Linked DNA regions of Homo sapiens: region 1 is linked to region 2. Evidence: chromatin loops called from intact Hi-C (ENCODE). Cell type or tissue: Calu3. All regions are shown on one strand. Links, peaks and the distances in the headings refer to the core of each region. The heading gives the core; the rest is flanking DNA. Region 1 overlaps ZRSR2 (zinc finger CCCH-type, RNA binding motif and serine/arginine rich 2). Region 2 overlaps CA5BP1-CA5B (CA5BP1-CA5B readthrough).

The links. Peaks named below come from ENCODE experiments on the same cell type or tissue, not always from the same donor. Only the 100,000 strongest peaks of a DNase experiment are listed, where the experiment ranks them.
Region 1: a loop joins it to region 2, with 3 times the contacts of the local background. A loop is called at or near these places in 2 of 110 quality-filtered maps.

What each region holds. Positions count from the first base shown.
Region 1 is chrX:15,811,005-15,822,733 of GRCh38, forward strand. It overlaps ZRSR2 (zinc finger CCCH-type, RNA binding motif and serine/arginine rich 2), which reads left to right. Exons shown (of 11, transcript NM_005089.4): 8 at 4,673-4,886; 9 at 7,583-7,638; 10 at 9,203-9,312; 11 at 11,727-11,729. Among named protein-coding and RNA genes, the nearest start is that of ZRSR2, 26 kb to the left of the region's middle. In Calu3, for the core only: a CTCF peak has its summit at 5,304; a DNase peak (open chromatin) is centred at 5,257.
Region 2 is chrX:15,677,065-15,694,850 of GRCh38, forward strand. CA5BP1-CA5B (CA5BP1-CA5B readthrough) reads left to right here. Exons shown (of 12, transcript NR_160544.1): 2 at 11,597-11,794; 3 at 15,899-15,994. It also overlaps the pseudogene CA5BP1. Among named protein-coding and RNA genes, the nearest start is that of CA5BP1-CA5B, 10 kb to the left of the region's middle. In Calu3, for the core only: no CTCF peak of the experiment used is centred there; a DNase peak (open chromatin) is centred at 10,207.

The DNA.
Region 1 (11,729 bases), core at 2,628-7,627, 130 kb after region 2:
ACTAATGTCAAGTGTGTATGTCCTTTTGTATTTTAGAGGTGGGATTGCAGATGTCTGGAATGTCTGTGAAAAGAGTCATGGGATCTGCTAACTAGTAGAAAGCCTCCTCTTGAAAAACTGGGAACTAAGAAAAGGAAAGAGACTTTATTCCCTTTGATACCTTTAGAACCATTTCTCAGATATCCACTTTATCTAAACAAGAAATGGTAATGATTGGTGTAAAAAACTTCCCACCAAAGAAAAATGCACTGTGAATTACCTTTCAGAGACAACTGAGACTCCATGTAAGTTCACATTTGCATGGGTACTTGAACCAAATTGCATTTAAGGTTTTCCAGCTGCAGGATCCCTCATGTAGGATCTATCTCTAACATTTCCTCCAAATTTAAGACCCGTGGTAGCCTGATTCTTGATTCTCACCCCCCCCCCTTTTTTTTTTGAGACGGAGTCTCGCCCTGTCACCAGGCTGGAGTGCAGTGGCATGATCACAGCTCACCGCAAGCTCTGCCTCCCAGGTTCAAGCGATTCTCCTGCCTTAGCCTCTCGAGTAGTTGGGACTACAGGCGCATGCCACCACACCTGGCTAATTTTTTTTGTATTTTTAGTATAGACGAGGTTTCGCCATGTTGGCCAGGATGGTCTCGATCTCTTGACATTGTGATCCACGTGCCTCGGCCTCCCAAAGTGCTGGGATTACAGGCATGAGCCACTGCTCCCGGCCTAATTCTCCTTTTGTTGGGCATAAGTGAGAGGAGGGGAGATGTCTTAAACGATTTCGAGAACTTGGTTGACAGGCCCTACCTTGTGGGAAGAGGGAATGGCCCGTCATGCTCTCAGATCCCATCTCTCCTCAAGTCATTTCAAGGAAATATGGACAGTGGTCAAATTAGTTTGCGAGCATTTCTTTTTTTTATTTTATTTTATTTTATTATTATTCTTTTTTGAGACGGAGTCTCGCTCTGTCGCCCAGGCTGGAGTGCAGTGGCACGATCTCCGCTCACTGCAAACTCCGCCTCCTGGGTTCGCGCCATTCTCCTGCCTCAGCCTCCCGAGTAGCTGGGACCACAGGGGCCCGCCACCACGCCTGGCTAATTTTTTGTGTTTTTAATATAGATGGGGTTTCACCATGTTAGCCAGGATGGTCTCGATCTCCTGACCTTGTGATCCGCCCGCCTCGGCCTCCCAAAGTGCTAGGATTACAGGCGTGAGCCACCGCGCCTGGCTGCGAACATTTCTTACAATTTTCATAGGCATATGAAATTTTACCATCACAACTATCAAAGTATAACAGCAGTGTGGAGATTTTCATCATTCAAGTGATAAGTTGTGACATGAAATTCTGCGAAATTTGCAGTTACAAAATCCAGCACCATCCCTTTAGACAAGTAGACTGCTCTGTTCCCTTTTTATGGAGAGCCTTGGTGACTTGCTCCAGATCGTACAGCTGTTCTGTTCTGTCGTTAAGTTTTGTCAGAGCATCAGAGGAACACTTCCATAACCTCAGCATTTCTTTGGCTGGTTGTTTTTGTAATTAGTACAGAGTTCAATTCTAGAGCCATGCTGGAATTGGTATTTTTTGGAGTCACAGCTTTGAGGGGAATCTATTTGTTTTTCTCCTAAAAGGTAATAATTACTAATGGAAGGTAAAACTTAGTGGTCTATTTATACCTCACTTACTTCCAAAAGTGATTTAAAGAAGGTTCGTGATCTAGCACATTAAGTTAGAGAAAGTAAAGGAAATTGAAAGCAAGGAAAGGAAGAGAAAGTGAGTTATTTTCTCCAGGTTTTTATTTCTCCATATTTGAATTCATCTCAAGCAGATAGTAAGCTGTCATTCTTACCAAAAAGGAAGAATGAGTGGTATCTCTAGAAAGACAGAAATTTTCCTGGCACCAGATTCTAAAGGTTTCTCCCTTGGAATATTTTACAAAGACATTAAATAGGAAGGTGGACAATAACTTTAATAGATGCTTTATAACAGTTGCATATGTAATTTTCATGAGGATGTTTCTTACAGTGACCTTCGATAAATGATTGCAGCTTCACTTTAACATGCAATGCGGGGATTCTATGTAGGACAAAGGTAATGCGTACCAGGAGCACTTCCCTGAGAAGAAGAAAAAGAGGAGTAGTCAGTTAGCTATACCCGAGGGGGCATTTGGATACCCACACCATTTATTGGCCATCCTTGGCCTAAGGTAATATCCAACAACTGTGGGTTTTTGCAGCAAACTGACTTAAGTATCAGAATAATGGGTAAATATTATGCCCTAAACCAGTGGTTCCCAAATATGGCTGATCTTCAGGACCAGGTAGGGAGCTACTTTGAAAATATGGGTCCCCCACCCCTTGAGGTCTGATCAGATGGTCTAGGGTAGGAAGTAAGAAATCTCAGTTCTTTCCAGGTAATTCTGAGAACCACACAGGCTTGGAACCACAGCTTTAGACTGCCTTCGTAAATGTCACTTCTCTTAGCTGAGTTTTCAATAAAAGCTATAGGGCTGGCCTTTTGTATACACTTAGATTATAAGGACTGTCTTTAGGCCAGATGGGATTTTTCCCCAGACAGGGACTTTGGTTCTATTCCAAAACTGACAAATGCTTATTTGACATCCTGGGAACTAGGGCCAAGTTCATTCAGATCTAGGAATCCCTTGAGCAGAATTTTAACCTCATTAAATTAGTTCCTTGTTTAATTCTCTGCATGCTTCATACTTATAACATTTTGATTCACTGTTAGTGTTGCCAGTCAGGTTGAGTCTTTGCTCTTTGTTCTATCAGTAGTTGGGAAGAGGGATCTAATTACAAGGTCTCTAATTGAATAATCCAGGAGGTCATTTGGAAAATAGAAAATTTCACGTTAATGAACGTTGATGAAGCATTTCTGAGCTGAGCATGGTGTATGCTGGGCATTCTGTAAGCATTATCTCAGTAGGTGCTTAGATAGACATTACAGACATGGAAAGTGAGTATTATTAAACATTTAGTCATTTCAGGGCCATTGTTGTTTTTTCCCAACACGTCCTATTCTTCAACTTTCTTTCTTCCTAAATTCTGTGGACTCCCCTCGCCAAAAAAAAAAAAAAAAAAGTTTTTGTCTTACCAATTTTTAACTAGCAACCTAACCAGGAAAATTTTGTTTATTTGGAACCTTGAACTACATTTTTCCTCCACATTGTATGTTAGGAGAAGGAAGGAAGTAAGAAAGTAAACTCATATGAAGGATTTTTGAAATATTACTCAGGTACAGCCTGGTCAGCTTAGCCTTGGTCCAGTTTAAACTATGAAAATAAAATTGTTCTTCATAATGGTTGGCCACCTTCATTAAATAAGAATTAAATGATGCAGGTATGGTAGCTCACACCTGTAATCCCAGAGCTTTGGGAGGCTGAGGCAGGAGGATCACTTGAAGCCAGGAGTGCGAGACCAGCCTGGGCAACATAGCGAGACCCCGTCCCTACAAAAATAAAATTATCCGGGTGTGGTGGCATACGCCTATGGCATGCGCCAGCTACTCAAGATGCTGAGGCAGAAGGATCACTTGAGCCCGGGGAATTCAAGGTTGCAGTGAAGTATGATCATACCATTGCACTCCAGCCTATGTAACAGAACAAGACCCTGTCTCAAAAACAAATTGTATTTATTACACCCCATCGTGAACAGGCACCAGATTGTAGATTAATGCAGATGTCTTGGATCCCTCTCTTCCAAGCCATATGACTGACTTGGGCAAGTGTGCTTTTCTAGGTCTCAGCTTCCGTCTTTGCAAAGTGGTGAAAATACTAGCCCCCACTGTCCTAAAGGGATAAAAGGACCAGAGGGGAAAAATGTAAAAATGCCATGAAAGCTACAAGATGCTGTACACAGATCAGATTGAATTGCTTCATTAACTGGAAATTCTTGGATTACTATATTGTCTAAACATTGAGTCCACTGACGATTGTACAGAACCAGGATTGCATTGTTAGTTCCCACCTTCCTCTCAGCAGTCCCGCATGTGACATCTTCATGCCTGTCACCACATCCTGTCACACCAATCAGCGGGCCTTCTTTTCCCCTATGGTTCAACATGTATAGGCTTCCTGAACTTCATTCAAAGGCAGCTGAATGGTATATGAACTTTGAAATGTTTCCAACTTGACATTAAAACAGCAAGTGCCAAGTTTCAACACTTAAAAAAATCCTCTTAAGCGCTGAAACTTGGCATCTGAGTGGGGTTTATTATCTTTCAGTTAAGTCAAAACAACTAAATTACATGAGTTTCTATCTCAAAATTTAAAGCAAGTGTTTTTTTGTTTGTTTTTTGTTTGAGACGGAGTTTCGCTCTTGTTGCCCAAGCTGGAGTGCAATGGCACAATCTCAGCTCACTGTAACCTCCGCCACCCGGGTTCAAGTGATTCTCCTACCTCAGCCTCCTGAGTAGCTGGGATTATAGGCACTACAGGCGCACGCCAACACGCCCGGCTAATTTTTTGTATTTTTAGTAGAATTGGGGTTTCACCATGTTAGCCAGGCTGGTCTCGAACTCTGGACCTCAGGTGATTCACCCGCCTCGGCCTCCCAAAGTGTTGGGATTACAGGCGTGAGCCACCATGCCTGGTCTAAAGCAGTTGTTTTGTGAGTAATTTTCAACTATTGGCCTAGTGAATTTAAGCTTTTCTTTCATACGCAGATGTTCACGTAAACATAATTTCCCAACATCCAGTCCTACCCTTCTTATTAAGAGCATGTTTACGACGTTTGGAATGGAGCAGTGCAGGAGGGATGACTATGACCCTGACGCAAGCCTGGAGTACAGCGAGGAAGAAACCTACCAACAGTTCCTAGACTTCTATGAGGATGTGTTGCCCGAGTTCAAGAACGTGGGGAAAGTGATTCAGTTCAAGGTGGGCATGCGTGTGGAGGAGGGGACTGGTTTGCTTCACCCTGCAGTACTTAATGGCACAAGAGAGCTGGGACACAGGCTCAGCTGGGGTCAGGCACGCTAGCACTCTATAAATGTGACTTCCCTCTTTCTCTCTTTCCACCCCCTACCTTGTTGCCAATGTCACGTCAATACCACATGAAATCATAAACATATATTAGCATGGTATTTCCTGAATGCTAGGGGTCTAGATTGGAAAGGATCTTTCATTTATTTAGTAGCTTTGTGCTCCAGTTCTTTTCCAGCACATGAATTCTCTGTATCAGGTCCCCTGCATATAGCCATCCAGTCCTTCACTTAGAAGCTGCATGTGACAAACGGTGCATTCCCTTCCTTCCTCTGTAGGTGGCTTCCGTGTGCAGTGTGACACAACTTCACTCACTAAGTTTGTTGGTGCATTGTGTTGACAGTGCCGACTTAGCTTCCACCCAAGGTGTATGTTCTTTCTTCTGGAGCCACACAGGAACATAAATCTAGATTCCACCACCTAACCCCCTTCTTTTTTTTACACTGTTTTTATTCATTGGATTCTTTCAATACTGAATATAGTATTATACAAACCATGGTCTGTGATGCAGCATACTTGGTGAAAAAGGCATTCAGATGACACATAATTATTTTAAAATATTCCTTAATGCAAGGGTAAGGCCAGATGTAATCTCTGCTGCCCCCAGGACCCATTAGTTGAATTCTAATAGGGTGAAGCTTCCTGCCTTGTCTGTGATTTCATCAGATCTGAGCTGGAATGCCTTTGTTATGTTAAGGCAGGGAAATTGTCCCATAATTTGGGAAAAGACAGGAATAGAACCGTGATTTTTTTTCCTGCAAGTTGCAAATGATGATGAAAAGTTGGAACACCCCCCCAAAAATGAAGATATTCCTGACATTTAAGGCTATACTTCTATCAACCGACTTCAAGATTTTTAAAAATTCTTTTTATTTTTTTTTTCCTCCTTAACCTTTTGTTTCTGGGGCATATGCCTTCCTGTCTTCACATTACTTGTCAGCACAAGCAATAACTGCTAAAGTGGAACTGCCTGGTCACAGCCACACAATACCATGTTAGAAGCACTGGCCGAGGAGGCCATGTGGTTTGACTAGCCTTGTCACTTCTTCCTGCCTTTTCCTTATCCTGAAAGTGAGGGGACTGGATTACGTCAGTGGTTTTCCTCGTAGGGTTTCTTGATTATACTGCTTCTGTGAAGTGGTAATGGGAGGGCTGCTTTCAGAACTGCAGAGTAGTTAATGGAAATTGCACCCTTACTTGCAACAGGCTGCACCCACAAACCACAACCACCACAACGTATTTTTTCTTTTGTTTAGAGTTCTCTCATCCTGGCTTGCACAGCTGACATGGATTCCCGAGGCCTTTTATTCTTCCTTCTAAGGGTGGTGTTACAAACTGTCACTGAGTATGGATCCTGCTCGTTTTGGGATACCCTAAGAAAAATACTCTGGAACAAATTTGTAAAATTATAGATTCATTTTGAACATAAACGCTAAACACTAGTATGAATATTTGAGGACCTTTTTACATACTATTATATAAAAACAAATCAGATTTGTCATTGTTGAAGGCAAATGATCAAATATTTAACCTAACTAGTAATAGGAACAGTACATATGAAAATGGGATGATATTCACACCTATCAGGCAAAAAAATTATAAATTCTATTAATACCAAGAGTAGATGAGGATGTGTACATTAGTAAAACCACTTCAGAGAGCAGTTTGTCAATACCTAGTGAAGGTACGTGTAACCTATAAATTGGCACACTCCTGGCTATGCACAGTAGAGAGCTCTTTATACCCACAGAGACCTGTTTAAGAATGCTGACTGCGGTACTGTTTGTGGATGAAAAATTGGAAGCATCTTGAAAAACCATCATTCTAGAGTAGATAAGTTTTATTATTTGGTATATCCAGTATACAGTAGTTAAGTTTATGTGACTACATCTTGAAAAAAGAATATGGAATAAATACTATTGATATAAAATTTTAAAACATACAAAGCAACACTATATGTTGTTTATCAATACGTATTACCTGTTTCTTTGCATATGTATATATATGTGTATACCCATTATAAATAATGGACATTTATATGTATGATACATATGTGTGGGTTTTGGCATGCATATGATGTATGTATATATGCCTGTATCTGTGTATTTGTATTTGTGTCTGTGTAGGTCTATGTATGTATATGTGTGTTTGTGTTTGGAATGTGAAGGCTACACTCCTAGCCTGTGGAGAGTGTTCACCTATGTGATGGAGGAGGGAGAAGAATGGGATAGAAGGGCTTCAACTGAGTCTTTAATGTTTTACATATGTAAATATTCTCATTCAGAAGTGGAAAACGTTAGTGTTAAATCTGGGTAGTGCATATATAGGCTGATTGATATCTTCTGTATTTTTATGGATGTGTGAAACATTTCATATTTGTGGGAGAAAACAGACCTGGACCAACAGGGATCAGGCACGCTGCCATGTGCCAAGTACGCCTTAAATAGATGCAAGAGTCAGCTAGTATCTCTATTTTGCAATCTTTGATTGGTAACTACTTTGGGGAATGTTAGCCTGGACAAACAACATTTGATGAATGGCTGGTTTCTTTTCCTGAATTTTTTATGATAGCATTCTTCATTGCTCCCTAGGTCAGCTGCAATTTGGAACCTCACCTGAGGGGCAATGTATATGTTCAGTACCAGTCGTAAGTATTCTGCTTGTGGATGTCTTCCTGATTTGTCACAGTTTGTTGTTCTGTTTCTGTTGATGTCTGGGATTTTTCCACTGGATATATAACTTTCATGTATTTTATTTCTTATGTTTTTATTTTTATTTTGTTTTTTTCTTTTGAGACGGAGTTTCGCTCTTGTTGCCCAGGCTAGAGTGCAATGGCGTGTTCTCAGCTCACTGCCACCTCCACCTCCCAGGTTCAAGTGATTGTCCTGCCTCAGCCTCCTGAGTAGCTGGGATTACAGGTGCCTGCCACCATGCCCAGCTAATTTTTTGTATTTTTAGTAGAGATGGGGTTTTACTATGATGACCAGGCTGGTCTCGAACTCCTGACCTCAGGTGATCCACCCACCTCGGCCTCCCAAAGTACTGGGATTACAGGCGTGAGCCACTGTGTTTGGCCCAGCTTTCATATATTTTAAAATATTTAAATAAAATTAAAGTTTAAATAAATCTAAATATTTAAAACTTAAATATTAAGAGTTGAAACAGAAATATAGAATGGATGTGAAAATAATATAAGCCGGGCATGGTGGCTCACACCTGTCATCCCAACACTTTTGGAGGCTGAAGTGGGAGGATTGCTTGAGGCCAGGAGTTCAAGACCAGCCTGGTCAACATGGCAAAACCCCATCTCTACTAAAAATACAAAAAATTAGCCAGGCGTGGTGGCAGGCACCTGTAATCCCAGCTACTTGGGAGGCTGAGACAGGAGAATCGCTTCAAGAGAGACCTCATCTCTACAAAAAAATTTAAAAATTGGCCGAATGTGGTGGCATGTGCTGGTAGTCCCAGCTATTTGTGAGGCTGAGGCAGGAGGATCACTTGAGCCCAGGAGGTCGAGGCTGCAGTGAGGTATGACTGTACCACGACACTCTAGCCTGGGGGACAGAGTGAGAGTAAGACTCCATCTCAAAAAGAAAAAAATAATAAATTTATATTTCATTCTTTATATATTTACATAGTTTTGAATGTTTTACAATATGGTTATATTATTACTCATAATTTTAATAATTAAAATACAAACTAATAAGGGATAACTAGAATAGAGAACATAAAAGCATTTATAGTGAAAGAGCCGGAGATTGAAGCCCAAAATCATCTTAGTGTGCATTTGACCAGCTAAGAGAGCAATTAATGTATCATTTCTTCTTATCTTGCTGTTTGCCTAGGCCATACCATGGCTAATGGGTTAAATTAACCAGTGTAATAAGAAGAACAGCAATCCTATCTGAGAAAGAATAGGCCCTAATAATGGAAAACACTTCTGCATTTTTAATGGTCCAATCTTTTGGATTAAGACGGTTTCATTCAAGCCAATTTCCATGCATTGAAACCTCTCCGAGGGTTAGTAAAAAGGGTTCCTGAATAAATTGGGAGCTTTGGGAGCTTGACCATTTTAATGACTCTTCCCTAGGTACAAAATCAGTGAACTTGGTGGTCCTACAATAAATTAATAACGGGGTTAATTAATAGTAGAGCTAATCTACATATTAGGAAGTTACTGTAAAGCATATCATTTGATTTTTGGTTTAAAGGGAAGAAGAATGCCAAGCAGCCCTTTCTCTGTTTAACGGACGATGGTATGCAGGACGACAGCTGCAGTGTGAATTCTGCCCCGTGACCCGGTGGAAAATGGCGATTTGTGGTAAAAGACAAAGTGATGATTTTTTTCCTCAATTGTTCCACTGCTATATAAAGGGATATTCTTTGGGGGAAACCCAGTATTTTCAAGTGGTGAGGCATAGCTTTTTGCCTCACACAGTAGATGAGCAGAGAACTTTATATAAAGAACACCACAGTTTAGATCTGTAACCGACCTCAATGAGTCACTTGATAGATGAAGTGACTGAGGTCACAACGTATTGGTGACAGAGGTGGGGCTAGAATTCCAGTCTTCCAATCTTCAGTCCTGGGCTCTGTGTCTGACAAATCAGGAAGCCTGAGGAGTTTACGTCTGTGGAAGCCCCATTTCCCTTGTTGCAGTTTCAGAGGTATTTTATATTCATTGGCTCACTTCACTTGAGCTGTTTGTTTGTTTCTTTCTTTCCATCTTTATCCCTAATGAATCTTCTGTCATGACCACCTACGTTACCTTGCCCATAGCATTTCCTGCCTTACTTGGAATAATACATCCTTCTGTGCACTAGAGACTAATTGTAGGCTTGGGATCAGTTAAACATGAATGCAGTCAGACTGACATCGGACAGTGGCAACCCAATCAGGAAATGATCCAGTCTTGTGCAGAATAGCCAGCAGTTTTGAAGGCCTAGTTATGTTCTGATTTCTCTCAGTGGACTGTTCCCTAGGTGAAAAGAGATGAGCTCTAAATGCCTCTGGGGAGCACTTATCTTACCGTTTACTTGTGTTTCTTTGCTGTATACATGCCTGCCTAACGCAAAGTCAGAATCTTTGGCAAGCTTGTCTTCCTTGGATTCTGTCATTCTGAAACCATTTATGAAGGGAAAAGAAAGATTTTAGGATTCCTGGCTAAGGGAAACCAGAAGAACCATTACACTTTAAAGGCTCGGGGGATGGAAGAGGTGGAATTGTTCGCTCCATAAAGGCAGTTACTTTTGTCAGTTCCTGGGAATCCAGTGTGAGTTCAGTGAGGAGCTTCTGAGTGTGACCTTGACTCCTCCAAAGCAGGGGACTATTTCATTAAAAAAAAAAAAACACTTTATTTTCCTTATTGACTAAAGACACTGAGCATCTTTTCATTATTGGCCATTTGTATGTCTTCTTTGGAGAGATGTCTGTTTGGATCCTTTGCCTATTTTCTAACTAGGCTCTTTGTCTTTTTATTATTGAGTTGTAAGAGTTCTTGGTATATTCTCCATACAAGTACCTGGTCACAAATATGATTTGCAGATATTTTCTCCCATTTTGTAGGTTCTTTTCACTTCATGTTCTTTTGAAATACAAGTTGTAAATTTTGATGAAATCCAACTTAACTATTTTTTTGTTTGTTTTGGTGTCACATCTAGGATGACATTGCTTAGCCCAGGGTCACAAAGATTTACTTGTATGTTTTCTTCAAGGTCATAGTTTCATTTCTTAACATTTAGGTCTTGGATACAGTTTAATTTTTGTATATAGTATGTGGTACGGAGGTATTTCACTTCTAACTGTTGTGCATATCTGGGGAATTTACTGCTTTTAAAAAACGTTTGAGAACCCCAAAGATCTCAAAATTGTTCGAATAGATTTTATCTGTGATAAGAATCTTCTGTATTAAAAGCACTTAGTGAATTTGAAGCATTAGTGTAATGTTTATAATCTTAAAGTTTAAAGAAAATATAGACTCCTCTATGTTTAATAGGCCTTCTCTTTTTTTTTTGAGAGTGAGTCTCACTCTGTCGCCCAGGCTGGAGTGCAGTGGCATAATTTTGGCTCACTGCAACCTCCACCTCCTGGGTTTAAGTGATTCTCATGCCTCCGCCTCCTGAGTAGCTGGGATTACAAGCGCCTGCCACCACGCCCAGCTAATTTTTGTATTTTTAGTAGAGATGGGGTTTCGCCATGTTGGCCAGGCTGGTCTCAAACTCCTGACCTCAGGTCTGTGCCCGCCTCAGCCTCCCAAAGTGTTAGGATTACAGGTGTGAGCCACCGCACCTGGCCACGCCTTCTCTTTTGACCAGTGGTTCTGGCCTGTTTCCTCCATGCCATCAAACCGTGCTACCACAGGGACCCAAAGAGCTGGCTATTTGATGTTAATCAGGGATCAAAATCGTCAATCAGTGGGAAGGTGAAACCTGGAGAAGATAACGTGGTCACCATTTGCTCAGTTGCAGTCTGCACCATAATCCAACAGGGGCACAGGCTATTCTGCTTAATGAAAACTTCTGATTTGTTACCTTTCAGAGTGTCATTTATTAGAGCACGTTTGAAATCGTGGGAACCAAATTATGACATCAATTTATGTAAGCCCCTTTTACATAATACACAGTAGAAAATAGTTCTAGCATATCCAAATATCAGAAATGTACCTTCGGAAAAGGATAAAGTAGCATCTTCAGAATATGCAGTGATAAGTGCTGTTTCATCACTGTGCCATTGCAGGTT
Region 2 (17,786 bases), core at 7,296-12,295:
ACTCTCAAGGAAGAAGTGAGTGAGAGGAGGAAGCTAAGCTTTCTTAAGACATAGCAGCGTAATCTCTAATTTAAGTTTCAGGAAATTGCAAAAGGCAGGCTTCCTTTTGAAATCAGGAGTTGAGAAAATGAAGAGTCAATCTGATGCCAATCAAGGAATTTTTCAATATAATTGTAACCTTTTGTTAGTACTTTTCCTGTCTCTTTCGCATAAGTTGCTTAATCAGGCAGAGTTCAAGCTATGAGGCATTTAATAAATACATTACTTATGAATGACATTTAAAGACTTTTAGAATCTTTTCTTTTTTCACACATTTCTAAGGCTGCAAAACAACAGAAAAAGAACATGTTAGTAATATCCAAGGCATACATGAATAATCAGTGACAGCAAAGGATGTGTAGCACAGAAGGCTTAGCTCTCCTAGGCGGTATCCAGCCACACACTGGTAATTGTTGAAATGGAGTATTGGATATATAGATGATTTATTCTCACCATTTTTTTGTACAAGTTTGAAGTTTGCCCTAATAAGGGGAAAACAGATTCTAAATTCAGTTGACCCATGGACTATTGCTGTTTAAACCTGCTAAGTGAATTCAGATAGTGAAGTTATTTAAAAACCAGATGCTCTTACCTGGCTGCAGGAACTATCAAGATAAGATATTGAAAGCTTATTGGCAGTCTGTCTTTTAAATCCTGAGCCAGACTTTTTTACATGGCTTCAACAAGGTGATTTTTCATCTCCTTAGACATTTTGACATACACACTCCCACTAAAAACTGTATTTACACAAACACAGATAAAACTAAACAAAAGTGATTTTAACTTTGGTTTGAGAATTGTCAGCACCTTTTAGGCAACGCAGACATACTTTAGGTGTCACTGGCTGTTACGAGTTCAATTGCACCCTCCCATCTCAAACTCATATACGTTTAAGTCTTAAGCCCCAGTACCTCAGAATGTGACCTCATATGGAGATTGGGTCTGTATAAAGGTAATTATGGTCATTAGGGTGACCACTAGTCCAATATAACTGGTGTCCTTAATTAAAAGGGAAATTTGGACACAGACAAGATGAGAATGGCTTACGAAAATTGGATTTAATGCTGACACAAGCCAAGGAATTACCAGAAGCAAGGTTTATTAGGTGTTCTCCAGAGAAACAAAACCAATTGTGTGTGTGTATGTGTATATATGTGTGTGTGTATGTATGTATGTGTGGGTGTGCCTGTGTGTGTGCTTGTGCGTGTGTGTGTGTGTGTGTGTTTAGAGAGAGATTTATTTTTAAAAATTGGCTCGTGAATGTAGGCTCGTGAAATTTGCAGTGCAGGCCAGCAGACTGGAGACCAGGGAAGAATTGATATTACAGCCTGTCTTACTCAGTTTTGTGCTGTAACAGAATACCTGACACTGGATAATTTATAATGAACAGAAATTTATGTGGCTCATGATTCTGGAGGCTGGGAAGTCCAAGGGCATGGTGCCAGCATCTGCTCAGCATCTAGTGAGGGCTCTCTCTTGCATCATCCCATAGCACAAGGCAGAAGGGCAAGAACATGTGCATGTGAGGGGTGGGAGTGGTTGGGGGTGAAGAAGGAGGGAGGGAGGGAAGGGAAAGAAGCCAAATTTATCCTTATATCAGGAACCCACTACCTCAGAAACTAACCAGCTCCCCCTAATAATGGCATTAATCCATTCATGAGGGGAGGGCCCTCATGATTTAATCACCTCCCAACACTTTTGCGTTGCAGATTAAGTTTCCAAAACGTGAACTTTGGGGACACATTCAGACTGGATTGTGAGCACAAACTGGTGCCATGGCACAGCTCCAGTCCAAAGGCAGTCTGGAGGTAGAATTTCCTCTTCCTCAGGGGACCTGTCTTTTTCAACTTAAGGCTTTCGACGGATTGGGTAGGGCCCACCCACATGAAGGGTAATAATCTTTATTCCAAGTCTACTGATTTAAATGTTAATCTTATCTAAAAAATACATTCACAGTGACATTTAAACTGGTATTTGACCAAACATCTGGGTACCATGACCTACCCAAGTTGGCACATAAAATTAACCATCCAAGTAGAAAGGCCTGGAACAGAGCGCTCATTGCCCTCAGAAGGAACCAACCCTGCAGAGAACTTGGACCTCAGATTTCTAACCTCCAGAACCATGAGACAACAAAAATTTTTAAGCCAACCAGTCTATGGTACTTTCTTACGAGCTAATACATTGGCCTAAAGACCTCCGGTAGGGAGTCAAGCCTAGAGGTAAGGAACCTCCACAGGATTCACTAACTTCCTACCAGTCCCCTTTAATGTAATGGCTGCACATCTCTGGCTCCCTGAGTTCAGCGCACATTAGCAAAGTGATGCATATGCAAAGCAAAGCGCATGGCACTGTGCCAAAAGACTGGCTTCTCATCCTGCTGTGCTTTATTTCACAATGCACATAGAGATGATTCTCGCTCCTTTCACGTAGGTGTAGTCTTCTCTCTAGCTTAGATGGAGCAGGATCAAGGACAGCAGTACAGAGGAGAAGAGCTAGTTCACAGCCAATTACTAGCATGAATGTGCACAAAGAGAGGGGAGGATGAAAGCACGTTTGCCTCCTTTCTCAGCATCACTGAGGACCATGATGTGGGTTTTATATCTTACATTCTTCTTGGAAAGATGGTGTAAAGAAATAAAGTTCAGATTTGTAAGGGAAATGTGTCTTTAGTGCCCCTCAACTTCTACATTTGTGCCTTTTGCCACCCATTCCCACCTACCCCAACCCCCACCACTACCCCACCATGGCCATACTGCTGAGAGCCCCTCTTTTGGCAAGAGAAGGCAGAATCTGAGGTGGCAAAAAACACCCTGCTGCAAACTGGTTTGCTCTGTGTTTCTCTTACCCATACTATGTGCATTTCAGGAGGCTCCTAAGGGAGAAATTACATACCTGGAAGGTACAGTTCAAGTCTTGGTCATCTTTGCATCATAGCACCCACCACTGTGCTTGGAGCAAAAGAAATGACAATACATTTTGAAATGAAAGTGCTAACTGGCAGAATCCCAGCCCTGTGAGACTAGATGAGGTTCATACTCAGGGAGGGTCCTCTTTTTAGATCAGGCAGGATTTGGGGGGTCCTTTGGATCTTTTAGATAGGGGTATGAGACCCTCCTCTCAAAGGAGAAATATTTAAAAGTGTTTTAAAAGTATAGACATCCCTACAAATGGGTGATGACGTTTGAGAAAAGGAAAGACCCCTAGTACTGTCTCAGAGCATGCTGGCAGTCATGGCACAGTTCTTAGTTCTTGAAATGCGGACCAACATCTTTGTCACCAAGGGAGCCTACTCGGGTCAGTTGGCTAGTACTCCCAGCACCCATTTTGAATGAGGCACTGTGTCCCTAAGAGATGCAGCTCTGACCAAGGCAGACACGGTCCCTACCACCATGGGGCTTAGATACTGGAGAGGATGCAGTCATAAAGTACATTCCTGGTGAGGTATTAATTCGACTGTGATAAGCACTGTGACCACAAAGCAGTTCTGGGCTGACCTGGTGAGCTTGTGGTCGGGGGAGCTTAGAGGAAGTGACGCTGGTGTCAGTCACCTGAAGTGGGGGTAGGGATTCACCAGTCACAGATGGAGGGAGAGTCCAGGAAAGGAAGGGCATCTGCACAGGCCAGAGGGAAAGGCAGGAGTTGGAAGAACTAAAGTCCATGTGGCTGGTGGGCGGGCAGAAGCGCAAAGTGAATGTGAGTGAAAGCAAGTGGGTCTGTCATCTTGGGGTGACCAATGAGTTTGAGGAACAAGAGTGGATAATTGACTCCCATTTGCCCTCCCCTTCACCTCAGGGTGCGTATTACGAGTCTGAATATTGTCCTACTTAGAGGTTTTCTCATGATCTTAAGTCTCTATTGTTTACAGCTTTCACTTCTCTGCCCTCTTCCCTCTAGGTTATTGGGTTCCTGCAAGTTATCTGGGAACTGATCAAAGTTTCAGGGTAAGATGGTGGTGATGAACACCCTGAGGGTCACTCGTCCTGTGTCCCCATGCAAATTGCTGTGGAGAAGCTTCCAGATTCCAAGGCCCAGGCCATTCTGCAGCCTCTGTACTTGTACTTACAAAATCCAGAAATAAGCCTGAGAGTACACCATTTCATTAAAGAGAGGAGAAAAGGCTTGTTGGTTTTATAAAAATCACGCGTGTTAAGCGTTTGTAGCTGTGATGTCATGGGCATTCCAGTGTGAGATTATATGCCTTATGGACTGTGAGAATAACTGTTTCTCTATTTGTCCAGTAAAATAAATGTGGAACATTCTTTCTTGACAAATGTTAAAATGTTAAAATGATGTCATGCAGAAACTGGAGAAGGTTTCAGATATTCTGGAACCTGTTCTTTATTATTTCTGGTTAGCAGTTGTCTTTTTACTAAGGTTGATCCACAAACTGCAGATTATTTCTGTGAATCTTAAATTGCTGGAAGCTGCACATGAATGTTTGCAAGCAGTTCAGTGGCTTCATGCTTCAGAATATTCTGTCCAGAGTTAAGAATTGCAGAATTAATTCTAGCTGACTGATTTGCAAGTGTGTACTCTGCTGTAAACACAGAAGATCATGTGACACAGCAAATGTTCTTCCTCAAGCCTTTCTCATCTCGTTCCCCTCCTGGAAATACAAGGTACTATCTGCAGCTGGATGTTGCAGGGATTCTCCACTGTGGCACGATGGACATTGGGGATGGATCATTCTGTGGCGTGGGGGCTGCCCTTTGCTCACTGGATGTTGAGTGGCATCTCTGATCTCTTGCCAGTAGCACTCCCCAAATGATCACATTCAGATACGTTTCAAGACATTGCTAAATGTCCTCTGGGAGGGAGGGCAAAATAACCCTGGGAGAGAACCGCTGAGATGATAGGAGAGATGTCTGTGATGGTGGAGAGTTGTGTTTAATGAATTGGCTAAATATATCTTTTGGGTTTTTTTAATATATTTTCCACTATTCACAATGAATTTACATAGTTTTCAAATACTGGCTTGTTTCAGGATTTGAGGTTTCTCAGATTGTGCTCTTCGGGTTTACCCTTTTTGAACCTCCACGCACATAAGAAAAGGAATTCCGTTAATAATGTTGATTTAGCTGGATCCATTGCCTTGAAAGTGCTTCAGAAGAATTTTTTATTACAAGTTTATTTTGTTTTATCCCAACATTGACTATGTTCTCATTGAAATGAGTTGGTCGGGGTCATAACAAATTTATGATTGCTGGGTGTGCCCATATCCTACCCAGACTGGCTTATTCCGAACCCTGGGACTGCATTCTAAGGCTTAACGTGGAAAAAATTTAGTCATATTTATCTAGTTACTAACGTTTTGTGTGAGTGTGGGGTTTTTGCCTTGATATTTAGTTTGTCTTTATTTGCAGAAAGTTGAAAGTTAAATGCCTAAAGTCCAATCAGTCTATGCCATTAGGATAACTTGCTGCTTTTAGTGCCAACAGAAACCAAATAGTGGTCCCCCGAGGAGATGGGGTTCACTTGACTAATAGCTATATTATATGATGTGTTCTTGTTTCTAAGTTACTAGAAAAACACAGGTGGAAGTCAACATTTGATTTTGTTTGTGGTATGTTTCACTGTTCCAACCTGTTTTCCCCAAGGAGAATATTGTGGTCTTTCTTGCCCTGGGCCTTTGAGCAGGTCCTATTCCTATATTCTGGACCCTCATCTGCTCAATTGTAAACACAGTTCTCATTGTTTCTGACAGCTCAGTACCCCAGCAGAAGGCTAGTGTACGCTTGTAACCAAGAATAACCCCAGATTCTTGAGGGTTAGAAGCTCAGTTATGAGGCCGGGCACGGTGGCTCATCCCAGCACTTTTGGGAGACCGAGGAAGGCGGATCACCTGAGGTCAGGAGTTCAAGACCAGCCTGACCAACATAGTGAAACCTCGTCTCTACTAAAAATACAAAAATTAGCCAGGCGTCGTGGTGCATGCCTGTAGTCTCAGCTACTCAGGAGGCTGAGGCAGGAGAATCACTTGAACCTGGGAGGCGGAGGTTGCAGTGAACCAGGATCTGTACTCTGTCTCAAACAAAAAAAAAAAAAAAGAAAGTTGTGGCAGCTACTTCTAGTACTTTGTTATCATCATCGTAGGCTCAGTGCCTGCCTCAGATGTTTAAGTCTGAACATTTTAAGAGGAGGCAAAGCAGAATAAGGAGTGAATGAAAGTAGGAGGTTGTGGCAAATTCGGTAAGCAGCATTTCAGGTCAGCCCAGTGCTCTGTGCTCATCATATCTTTGCTCCCAAGGCTCTCCACAGATAATCTTTAGCTGTCAACTCAGATTGCTGTTTGCTGTTATCTCAAGTAGCAGACAGTAACTGTTGATAGTCCTAACTTTAGGGACTTGTAATATAACAAGATAAAAATAAAAGCCTACACCTGTTATCCAAGATGAAAATAAAATCAGTTTCACTTAGCGTATCATCTAGTGAAATTTAGCGTGATGATCGCATAAAAAGATTTAGGTGGCCGGGCATGATGGCTCACGCCTGTAACCCCAGCCCTTTGGGAGGCCATGAGGGGCGGATCACGAGGTCAGGAGAACGAGACCATCCTGGCCAACATGGTGAAACCCCGTCTCTACTAAAATACAAAAAATTAGCCAGGCATGGTGGCACACACCTGTGGTCCCAGTTACACGGGAGGCTGTGAGGCAGGGGAATCGCTTGAACCCGGGAGTCGGAGGTTGCAGTGACCCGAGATCGTGCCACTGCTCTCCAACCTGGGTGACAGAGCAGGACTCTGTCTCCAAAAAAAAAAAAGATTTAGGCATGAGATCTTAGGCCATAGGAAAATTAATTTAATAATGTTAATTCTTAATGAAATATAAAGAGTATCAGCTATAATGTAAATAGTACAAATTTAATATTATTCCAGTGATTCTTAATGTTCATGATCTCCCTGCTTTTAGAAAGAAAAGAAACATTTCCTTTTAGGATAACTTGGACTAGAATGGCGCTGTCTAAAATGTAGCCACAATTAAATGTAGCCACTGTGGGTATTTACCTGTAAATTTAAGCACATTAACATTTTATAGCCTCATGTGCCTACAACTTACCATACTGGACATTTTCATCTTTAGAGAAAGTTGTATTTGACAGCACTGATTTATATTATAACTCAACTGTGTTATAAAGTTCTATTATTTTTCCAATTAATTTTGAAGAACCAAAGCCTGGAGAACAATACTTGTTTTTTGGTTTTTGTTTTTTTTTTAACTTTTATTTTAAGTTCAGGGGTATGTGTGCAGGTTTGTTGTATAGGTAAACTTGTCATGGGGGTTTTGTACAGATGAGGACAAGAGTTTTAACAGGCTTGTTTTGCAATGTCTTCCTAAAGACCTCTGATATAGGCTGGGATGCCTCAGACTGTACTGTCTCCATTAACTTTCAAATAATCTTGAGAAACAGTGGGAGGATTAGGAGTCCCATGGAATTGCACTAATGGCTTCAGGGTTGTCTTCAGCTACCTGGGACTGACGATTAGCCCTGGAACTGACCGCCAAGAAATGTGGGCTTTTAGTCTCCTGTGCTGATAACTGCATGTGTATTCTATGGCTAATGGACTCAGCATCCAAGTGCCTTTTAGAGCCCTGATGCTCTAACAAGGCAATTTGTGATCCTGCGATTATCCTCAGCCAAGTCATACAGAGGGTCCCTGTGTATACACCCATCACTGCACTAAGGCCAAGGCCTACACAGATGGTCTTCAGTAACATGAGGAAACAGCACATCCCTCGTAAAAAGGGTGGTACATAGCAAGGGACCAGATAAAAAGCACATGAGGGTATAGGGCAACATTGTCCTATAGACATATAATTGAGCCACATATGTAATTCTCAGTTTTCTAATAGTCACATTAGAAAAGGGGAAAAGAAAACAGGTGAAATTAATTTTAGTAACATTTTATTTAACCCAGTATATCCAGGATATTATCACTTTAACATGTGATCCATATAACAGTTATTACCGAGTTTACATTGTTTACCTTGCACCAAGTCTTCAAAGCCTGTTGGGTGTTTTACATTTACAGCACCACTCATTTAGGATTGACCACGGGGGCAGCATGGAAACACCAGCGTTTGGAAAGAATGAGGAGAATGGTTAGATAAGTGAGGAGGGTTCTACTAGAAAAACACAGGCACTTGGACACAGAAGTTTCCACTTGATGTACTGTCTTTAGCACAGGAGCACCCTGACAAAGCCGGTAATTTGGGAAAACTGAGTGGCTGAACTCAGGGGGTAAAGGGAAGTGAGAAAAGAGGACAAATGACCAAGAGGCTTTGTGTGAAGTCCATGGCGTAGAGTTCAGAACTAGGCTAGTGGTCTGGGCAAGGCGAGGAAGAGCTAAACCTGAACGATTGTTAAAGAAAAATAATGTGATCAGTGGGGGTAATGGGAAATAAAGCAAAAAGAAGCAAACTTCTTCGGTGATATACTTCATCTGATTCATTTGATCCACCGTAGTTGTTGAAAGCCAGCTTGCTTGCAGAGCAGTGGGGGAGGCCGATAACTAAGTGCGTGTGCATATAATTATAACTATACCCATGTAATAATGTTGTGAAGGACAAAACCAGAATGCTGTGATTAAAAATTCAAGGGGATCATGTTATAGGAGGGTAGTCAAAGAGGAGAGGAGGTGACAATTAAGGCAATAACAGGAGCCAGTGCCAAGTGGAATGAGGGGAATGATTCCAGCAGAGGAGAAGAATCAGGAACCGAGGGGCTTGAGGCAGAAATGAGCTTTCTACATTTGAAGAGCCCAGGGACATACAAGGAGGCTAGAGAAATAGGTGGTGCAAGCATAAAATAAATCAAACGCAGGACTAGGCATATAAATAAGAATTAAGACCAAGTGCATCCTCACCATGAAATCTAAAGGAGTTTTCTTGCTCATCAGTGACAGATTATTGACACCTTTTTAATGACAGTGTGCCCTTCACTCATTTAAACTGTGATTGAAATAGTCACAATCTCTTCACTTTCTACATATAAGAAAAACCTGAAAATGAAGCCTCTCAGAATGCTTCGTGGTCACCTTCCTGTTTTGAGGGAAAGTATGAGAACTGCCAAGAAATCATTTCTATCTGTATTTTGTTAAAATGGTAGAAGGGGAGGGAAGAGGAAAAGAAAAGTGTGAATTTATCATTAGCAAAACAAGCCCTTGGCAAAAAGTTGGCTTCAATAGGGGGATAATGACCAAGGACCACCTCTCCCCACAGTGGGTTGGATGGTCTAGCCTAGATGGTCTTTGTTTAAAAAGGAGGAGGTGGGTAGGAGGAAAGAAACCTTCTGGAAGCTGAACTTGTAAACTCAAGGGCATAAACTGATCGTGTCATTATGGTCATTAAAGAGCAATTGAAGGAACAGGCTCAGTTTTCTTGGGCTGGTATTTGCATGAGTCTGAGTGTTGATACTTCCCATTTCATGAATGAGATGGGGAACAATTAAGGATGACCAAGGCATCGTCTTAGGGAGCTGATCGTCACTCCAGTTCTTCCCTAGTCTTCATGGTAGACCCTGATTGAATGGCTTTGAAGAATGTGAATTCTCACATTATCAACCACAGTCTGAGTGTCTGAGGGGAAGGTGCGTAGTCTCTTTGTGTCAGGAATCTTTTAAAATATAATCAGGGCCTTTCAAGGGCTTTCTAGAAGGAATCTGCATTCCAATCAGATTTATAGTATTGAAATATTGTGCCAGTTCAAATGCATTTTTAATTTTTGGCTCCTAAATTTAACAGAAAATTATTGTTCTTTTTCTGTTGTATTTTTTCTGTTTTCTGTTGTAAATCTATTATAAGGAATTCTTTCATACTAAGAAAAATGAAAACATTGGGTTCAACCTGTTGGGTATTATGCTCACTGGCTGGGGTGATAGGACTGTTGGGACCCCAAGCCTCAGTGTCACTCCATATACCAAACCTGCATGTGTACCCTTTATAGTTAAAGTTGAAATTAATTTTTTAAATTAGGTTTAAATCTCTTTAGAGATAAGAGAATACTATGTTATAGGAAGAAATAGGAAAAAAAAAGAAGAATATTCTGAGTTTCTGCAGACTGAGATTCTCACCTGGGCCACTATTGACATTTGGGGCTGGATAACGCTTTGCACTGGTGGCTTCCTCCTGTGCTTCGTAGAATATTTAGCAGCATCCCTGGCATCTATCCACTAGATGGCAGTAGCACCCTCTTCCAGTTGTGACAATGAAAAATGTCTCTAGATATTACCAAATGTCCTCTGGGGCCGTAGTCACTCTCCTTGTTGAGACCACTGGTCTGGATGCTCCCAAGAGAGCTCAGTGTCTATACTGCCAGGACACTTTTGCCTACCACCACACAAAAATAAAGCCAAGGCTAAGATTTTAAACTTCCATCTTTGGGCTGCTACTGAAGCAGGAGAACTGTCGCCCCTGTAAGAGTAAACCAGAAGCAAGTTTCTGGTTTTTATGGAAACAAGAGGATGTCCCTGCCATATTCGGGGGATTTGACTGGGTGGGAGCTGCCTAGTTATTTCTCAAATCCTTCGACCCATTCTTAGTGGTGGGGCAAGATGCAGAGGGTCATTGGTAATGATTTCTCTCAATTCATGTTTCTCCTAGTTTTCCTATTGTCCTTGATTCTACCCATCCATGGTACTTCTAAAGGACAGGGAAATGGACCACCCCAAACTGATATACATTGGTTCTGCTCATCACACATGGGGATCTCAACAGGCCAATCTGTGTTACCAGCAAGTCTACTGATACTTACCAGGGACTTGCTACAGAGACCTGGTGCTTGACTCTGGAAGAAAATCAGCATCAGCAATGTCTTCAGTGCCTATGGAGGATGAATTGTATGTGTACACCTTAATAGATAATCTCCACATCCCTGTGACACACTGCAACCTCCAGGGACCTTAGCAATGCCGATGTTCTACCCAGGTTTTGCAGGATGGCTGCCTGGTCCTCAGAGTTTGCTTACATAGGAGGTGAACTCAACTCAGCACGCACAGTTATGTGGGGCGAGCATCTTATGGGATGCAGGCTACACAAGTCTTTTTTTCTACCAGCCAACCAGTTAAACACTGACAATACTTGATTGAACATTTCCTTTCTCAAAGTTCTTCCATTTCTTTCTTTTTTTTTTAAATGAGTCTGTTATTGAAAATCGAATTAGTTTGTCTTTGTATTTAGAGCTAGTTTGGGGGCTTGGGGCTTGGGAAATTCTCAAAGAAGAAAAGAAACTCATTTATGAATACCTATTTCCACATGGCGCTAATCTCCATGCATTTTACTGTTATCACAGGACTGATTGCACTTGGTTTAGGTGAGCTTAGTAGGCAGACTGAGACGAGTTGGGTTTTCAAGATGGCAGAATGCTGTTTTTCTGCACAGTGCTTTCTGACTTGTCTTTAGCCTTTGCTTTAGTCAGCTGCTTAAGGCCCTGAATGGCTAATTGCTAAAGCTCTTAGTTCCCATTAGCCTTGACAGGGTCTCCAGAAGTGGAATTGCCTCATGTGTGATGCTAGATAGTAGACAGTCTTGATAATAGCCTGACCTGCTTTCTCCTAGTGCATCCACTCTGGGAGAGCGTGGACCTGGTTCCTGGGGGCGATCGCCAGTCACCCATCAACATTCGGTGGAGGGACAGTGTTTATGATCCCGGCTTAAAACCACTGACCATCTCTTATGACCCAGCCACCTGCCTCCACGTCTGGAATAATGGGTACTCTTTCCTCGTGGAATTTGAAGATTCTACAGATAAATCAGGTGAGGGCAAGATCTGGTGGTCTTGTAAGGAGTTAAAGAAACAGTGTCATGTTAACAGAGGACACATCAAACTCTCTCCATGATAGTATTGACCTCTTTGTGAGCAATGGCATGGAACTCATTGGAATTTAAAAAAAAATTGTGGTGAAATACACATAATATGAAATTTATCATCTTAACCATTTTTAAGAATACAGTCAAGTAGTATTATATTAAGTACATTTCCATTAGTGTACAATCATCACCACCATCTATCTCCAGAAATCCTTTCATCTTGCAAAACTGAAACTTTACCCATTAAACAGTAGCACCCCATTCACCCTCCCTCCAGCTTCTCGCAGTCAGTATTTGGCTTGCTTGCTTGCTTGCTTTTCTTTTCTTTTTTTTGGAAACAGATTCTTGCTCTGTCACCCAGGCTGGAGTACAGTGGGGCAGTCTTGGCTCACTGCAACCTCTGCCTCCCAGGTTCAAGCAATTCTCCTGCCTCAGCCTCCCGAGTACCTGGGATTACAGGTGCCCGTCACCACGCCCAGCTAACTTTTGTATTTTTAGTAGAGAGGGGGTTTTACCATGTTGGCCAGGCTGGTCTCGAACTCCTGACCTCAAGTGATCTGCCCGCCTTGGTCTCCCAAAGTGCTGGGATTACAGGCATGAGCCACCATACCCAGCCAGTATTCTGCTTTCTGTCTCTGTGAATCGGACTACTCTAGGCACCTCATATGAGTGGAATCATACAGTATTTGTCTTTTTGTGACTGGCTTATTTCAGTTGGTATAATGTCCTCAGAGTTCATCGATGTTGTAGTATGTGTCAGAATTTCCTTCCCTTTTAAGGCTTAATGATACTCCATTATATGGATAGACCACATTTGTTTATCTATTCCTTACCTTTTGGCTTTTGTGAGTAATGCTGCTATGAACATGGGTGTACAAATATCTCTTTTTGACTCAGTTTTCCGTTCTTTTGGGTATATGCCCTGAATGGGCTTTCTGGATGATCACTGGACTCACTTTTCAGTGTATGGAAAAATTCCCTTCTCTTTTATATGGATGTTTCCTTCTACTAGTATAGGTAATATTTTCTATTAACAAATACATATATCTGTATGTACAGATTTTGTAATTGATATAGAAGAAAGGGCATGAAATGAAATGAAAGATTTGCCAGAAATCTATTTTCTGTGTGTGTATGTGTTGAATATGTACTAGTTTTCCTTGGCTGGCTTACTTTGCAGATAACTTCTATATTAAATAGTAATTATGTTTAATTACATTTTAAAATGTAAGATTGCAATACAGAGCAGAAGGATAATTAGGCAAGAAAAACACATTTTATATTTGGGGTCACCTGATAACGTGTATGTATTTTATCATTTATATATTTATGTTTGTAACATTTTCTGAGTGGCAACTATGTGCAAGGCACTGCACAAAGTACCAGGAGTACTAATTCTCAACCACCCAAAGGGCAAAGTCTAGTGAGGGAAGAATACTCGAAATTAAAATTATAAAGCAAGTGTGATTTGAAAAATGTTTCTGAAAGTGCTATGGGACCACAGAGGAAGGCATGTGATACAGACCACTCAGAGGAGTCTATGATGATTTCACTAAGGAGGAGCCATTTATATTAGGTATTAAAGGATGTATGGAAGTTTGCCAAGAGGATTAGAAGGGCATTCTAGACTGAGGGAAAATCGTGCAAAGGCAGATTTGATAGAATGTTCAGGAAATGACCAAAAAACAAAATGATGTGACCAGAATGTTGAATGTGTGTTGTGGGGAGAGGCAGTGAGAGTGGTGATCATCAAAGCATAATAGGGTAGATGGAGGGCAGGCTCATCAGAAACTAGTTATTTGTAAACAAGAGAGTGGCATAGCTTGATTTCGTTTAATTAGCAGTTTATGTTTTTAGATTAACCCAGGCAACAATGCAGGGCCACAAGTTGCGATTAATCCAAGTGATAGATGGTGAGAGATTAAATGAAGGCAATAGAAATATAGAAAATGAGCAACTTTTAAAAAGCATTTCTGAAATAAAAGCAACAGGACTAGGAGGTGAGATCCTCTTCCAGAGAACAGAAAGCAAAGTTAACCAAGACCTTGAGGTGTCTCACTTAGGAGACTTGGGGGAATGGTGATGCCAGAAAATAAGTTCATGAGTGGTGGACAAGGAATGATTTGTAGAGAAGTTATCTTAATCCATTTGTGTTGCTGCAAAGGAATATCTGAAACTGTGTAATTTATAAAGAAAAGAGGTTTACTTGGCTCATGGTGCTACAGGCTGTACAAGAAACATGGTGCTCACATCTGCATCTGGTGAGGGCCTCAAACTGTTTCCCCTCATGTTGGAAGGCCAAGGGGAGCCAACGTGCAGAGATCACATGGTAAGAGGGAGAGGAGGAGGTACCAGGCTCTTTTCAACAATCAGTTCTGTGGCTGAATGTGATGGCTCACACCTGTAATCCCAGCACTTTGGGAGGCCAATGCGGGAGGATGGCTTGAGGTCAGGAATTGGAGACCAGCCTGGGCAATATAGTGAGACCTTGTCTATACAAAAAAAAATTTTAATTAAAAAAAAAAACAATTGGCCAGGTATGGTGGCCCATGCCTGTAGTCCCAGCTACTTGGGAGGCTGAGGTGGGAGTGTCACTTGAGCCTAGCAGGTCAAGGCTGCAGTGAGTCACAGTTGTGCCACCGTACTCCAGCCTGCGTGACAGAGTGAGACCCTGTCTCAAAAAAAAAAAAACCCAAATCAGTTCTCTTGGGAACTAAGAGTAAGAACTCACTTCCACCCGAATGGCACCAAGCTATTTATAAGGGATCTGCCCGCGTGATCCAAACACCTCCCATGAAGCCCCACCTCCAACATTGGGGAGCAGGTGTCAACATGAGACCTGGCAGGACCAAACAGACCATATCCAAACCATAGCAAAAGTATAGGGAAATCATAAGGAAATATAATTGCTTCTTACAGCTTTTTTGTAATTTAGGTTTTGTTTGTTTGGTTTATTGGTTTTGTTTTTTTTTTTAATAGGCTCTCACTGTGTCACCCACGCTGGTGTGCAGTGGTGCAGTCATAGCTCACTGCAGCCTTGAACTTCTGAGCCCAAGTGATCCTTCCGCCTCAGCTTCCCAAGTAGCAGGGACTACACGATTATGTACCACCACGCCAAACTCATTTTTAAATTTTTTGTAGAGATGAGATCTCACTGTGTTGCCGAGGCTGGGCTTGAACTCCTGGCTTCAGGTGATGCTCTTGCCCCAGCCTCCCAAAGTGCTGATGTGAGCCATCGCACCTGGCAGCAATTTAGTTTTAAATGTTGTATCAACAATAAAAAGAACATTTTAAATGGTCATCTCTCAAAGAAGAAATGTGTCTTCAACTCTTTTTTTTCTTTTTTTTTTTTCTTTGAGACGGAGTCTTTCTCTGTCACCTAAGTGGCGTACGGTGGCGCGATCTTGGCTCACTTCAACCTCCGCCTCCCGGGTTCAAGCGATCCTTCCACCTCAGCCTCCTGAGAAGCTGGGGTTACAGGCATCCACCACCACACCTGCTAATTTTTGTATTTTTTTTTAGTAGAGACGGGGTTTCACCATGTTGGCCGGGCTGATCTCAATCTCTTGACCTCAAATGATCCACCCACCTTGGCCTCCCAAAGTCTTGGCATTACAGATGTGAGCCACCACACCCGGCCAGTCTTCAACTCTTGTCTAATTCCTATAAGGAGAACTTACTTTTCTCAATATAAACATTTTCTCTCCTTTAAATGTAAATGGATTTTGGATGTTAGTATTTCATGCAAAGCAGAATGGGAACGAGCAAATGTTGATCCCTTACTGAAATGCGACTCAGTTTGCTATATGTATTTTATTTTATTTTTCTCCCCGAGTCCTTTTATTCCAAAGAAATATTAATTGCTGTCCTTGCCTAAATTTCTTCCTGATCTTTGTTTCTATCTCATTTTGGATTGTCATATGGTTTTCTTGGTGGCTTTACTTTGGGTGAGGAAACATGTTTAAATGTCATAGGTTGACTGAGGCTGTGGGTTTATTCTGGAGAGATTCTGTATAGTCACGTGTTAACCCTCTTTTCATGGTGTTTCAGCTGCACTTAGTGCATTGGAACGCAGTCAAATTTGAAAACTTTGAGGATGCAGCACTGGAAGAAAATGGTTTGGCTGTGATAGGAGTATTTTTAAAGGTAAAAAATCTCACCAACTTTAAATGACGTGTTGTATTCTAGGATGAAAAGATAGAACAGTATAATATTGTTATTTACTTTAAGAATATTGGGATCCCTACACTGGTAAGATAAATAGTGATTGTTAAGGATATATTTTAAATGGCATGAAACCGTGCCATCCAATAGAGTGGTCACAAGCCACACGTGACAGTTGGGCACTTGAAATGTGGCTGGTGTAACTTAGGAAATGAAGATTTAATTTACTTCTAATTCACTTAAATTTCAATTAAAAAACTGATATTCAATTCAGTTATTGAAAAACTTTTGGGTTGGGCGTGGTGGCTCACGCCTGTAATCCCAGCCCTTTGGGAGGCCGAGGCAGGCAGATCACTTAAGGCCAGGAGTTCGAAGCCAGCCTGGCCAACATGGCGAAACCCTGTCTCTACTAAAAATACAAAAATTGGCCGGGCGTGAAGGCAGGCGCCTGTAATCCCAGCTTCTTGGGAAGCTGAGGCACAAGAATTGCTTGAGCCCACGAGGCAGAGGTTGTAGTAAGCCAGGATCGTGCCACTGCACTCCAGCCTGGGCGACAGAACGAGACTGTCTCAAAAAAAAAAAAAAAAAAAAAAGAAAAACTTTTAAGAATGTTTGGAACCATTTGGATATGTATATATATGTTTTCAAGTATAAATTTTTTGAAATCTAAATATAGATCAAGTATTTTTGATGAAAAAGGTAGCATCCAAATTGAGATGTGCTGAAGTGTAAAATACACAACAGATTTTTAAAACTTAGTATGGAAAAAATATAAACCATCTCATTAATAACTTTTCGTATTGATTACATTTTGAAGTGATAATATATTGAATATATTTGGTAAAATAAAATATTAAAAAGGATTTCATCTATTTTTACTTTTTAAATGTGGTCACTAGAAAATTAATTACCTCTGTGGCTTGTATCATACTTCTGTTTTTAAGCATTGGTATAAAAGGATAAAGGCGAATAAATAAATAATAGTTAAAATGTAAGATTAATGTATTTTAGGCCAGGTGCGATGGCTCACACCTGTTGTCCCAGCACTTTGGGGAGGCCGAGGCGGGCGGATTACTTGAGTCCACGAGTTCGAGACCAGCCTGGCCAACATGGTGAAACCCCGTCTCTACTGAAAATATAAAAATTAGCTGGGTGTGGTGGCGGGCACCTGTAGCCCCAGCTACTCGGGAGGCTGAGGCAAGAGGATCACTTGAACCCGGGAGGCAGGAGCTGCAGTGAGCTGAGATCGCGCCACTGCACTCCAGCCTGGGTGACAGAGTGAGACTCTGTCTCAAAAAATTTAAAAAAAAAGAATACATTTTAAACGGAAGAATGTATTTTAAGCAGAATAGAAAGATAAAGGCAAATAACTAGGAAATCTTGAAGGGAACTAATATTCATGAGTGCTAAGTGACTCCATATTTGCCAAGTGCTTAGTTTATCTTTCTAAGAATTCGGCAATATTATTGTCTCCATTTTTCAGATGAAGAAAGTGAAGCTCAGCGAGGTTAAGTGCTTTCTTGCTAGGTCACACAGCTAGCTAACGGAGGACTGGGGTTAAAAATCCATAGGCCACACTCTCATGGGGCCCCTGAGCTCTTGCAGGTTCAGCAGCTACAGGCTTCCTGCATGCTTCCAACTTTAGTCTGCACTAGAGGCTGAGCGTTTTAAGGGTACCTGGGATTTGTTTTAGTCGGGTACAGTAAGACATGCAGACATGGGAATGACTGTCATGAAGGAAGAAGTTGATCCTGTTTCCAGATCCCTAGAAGCT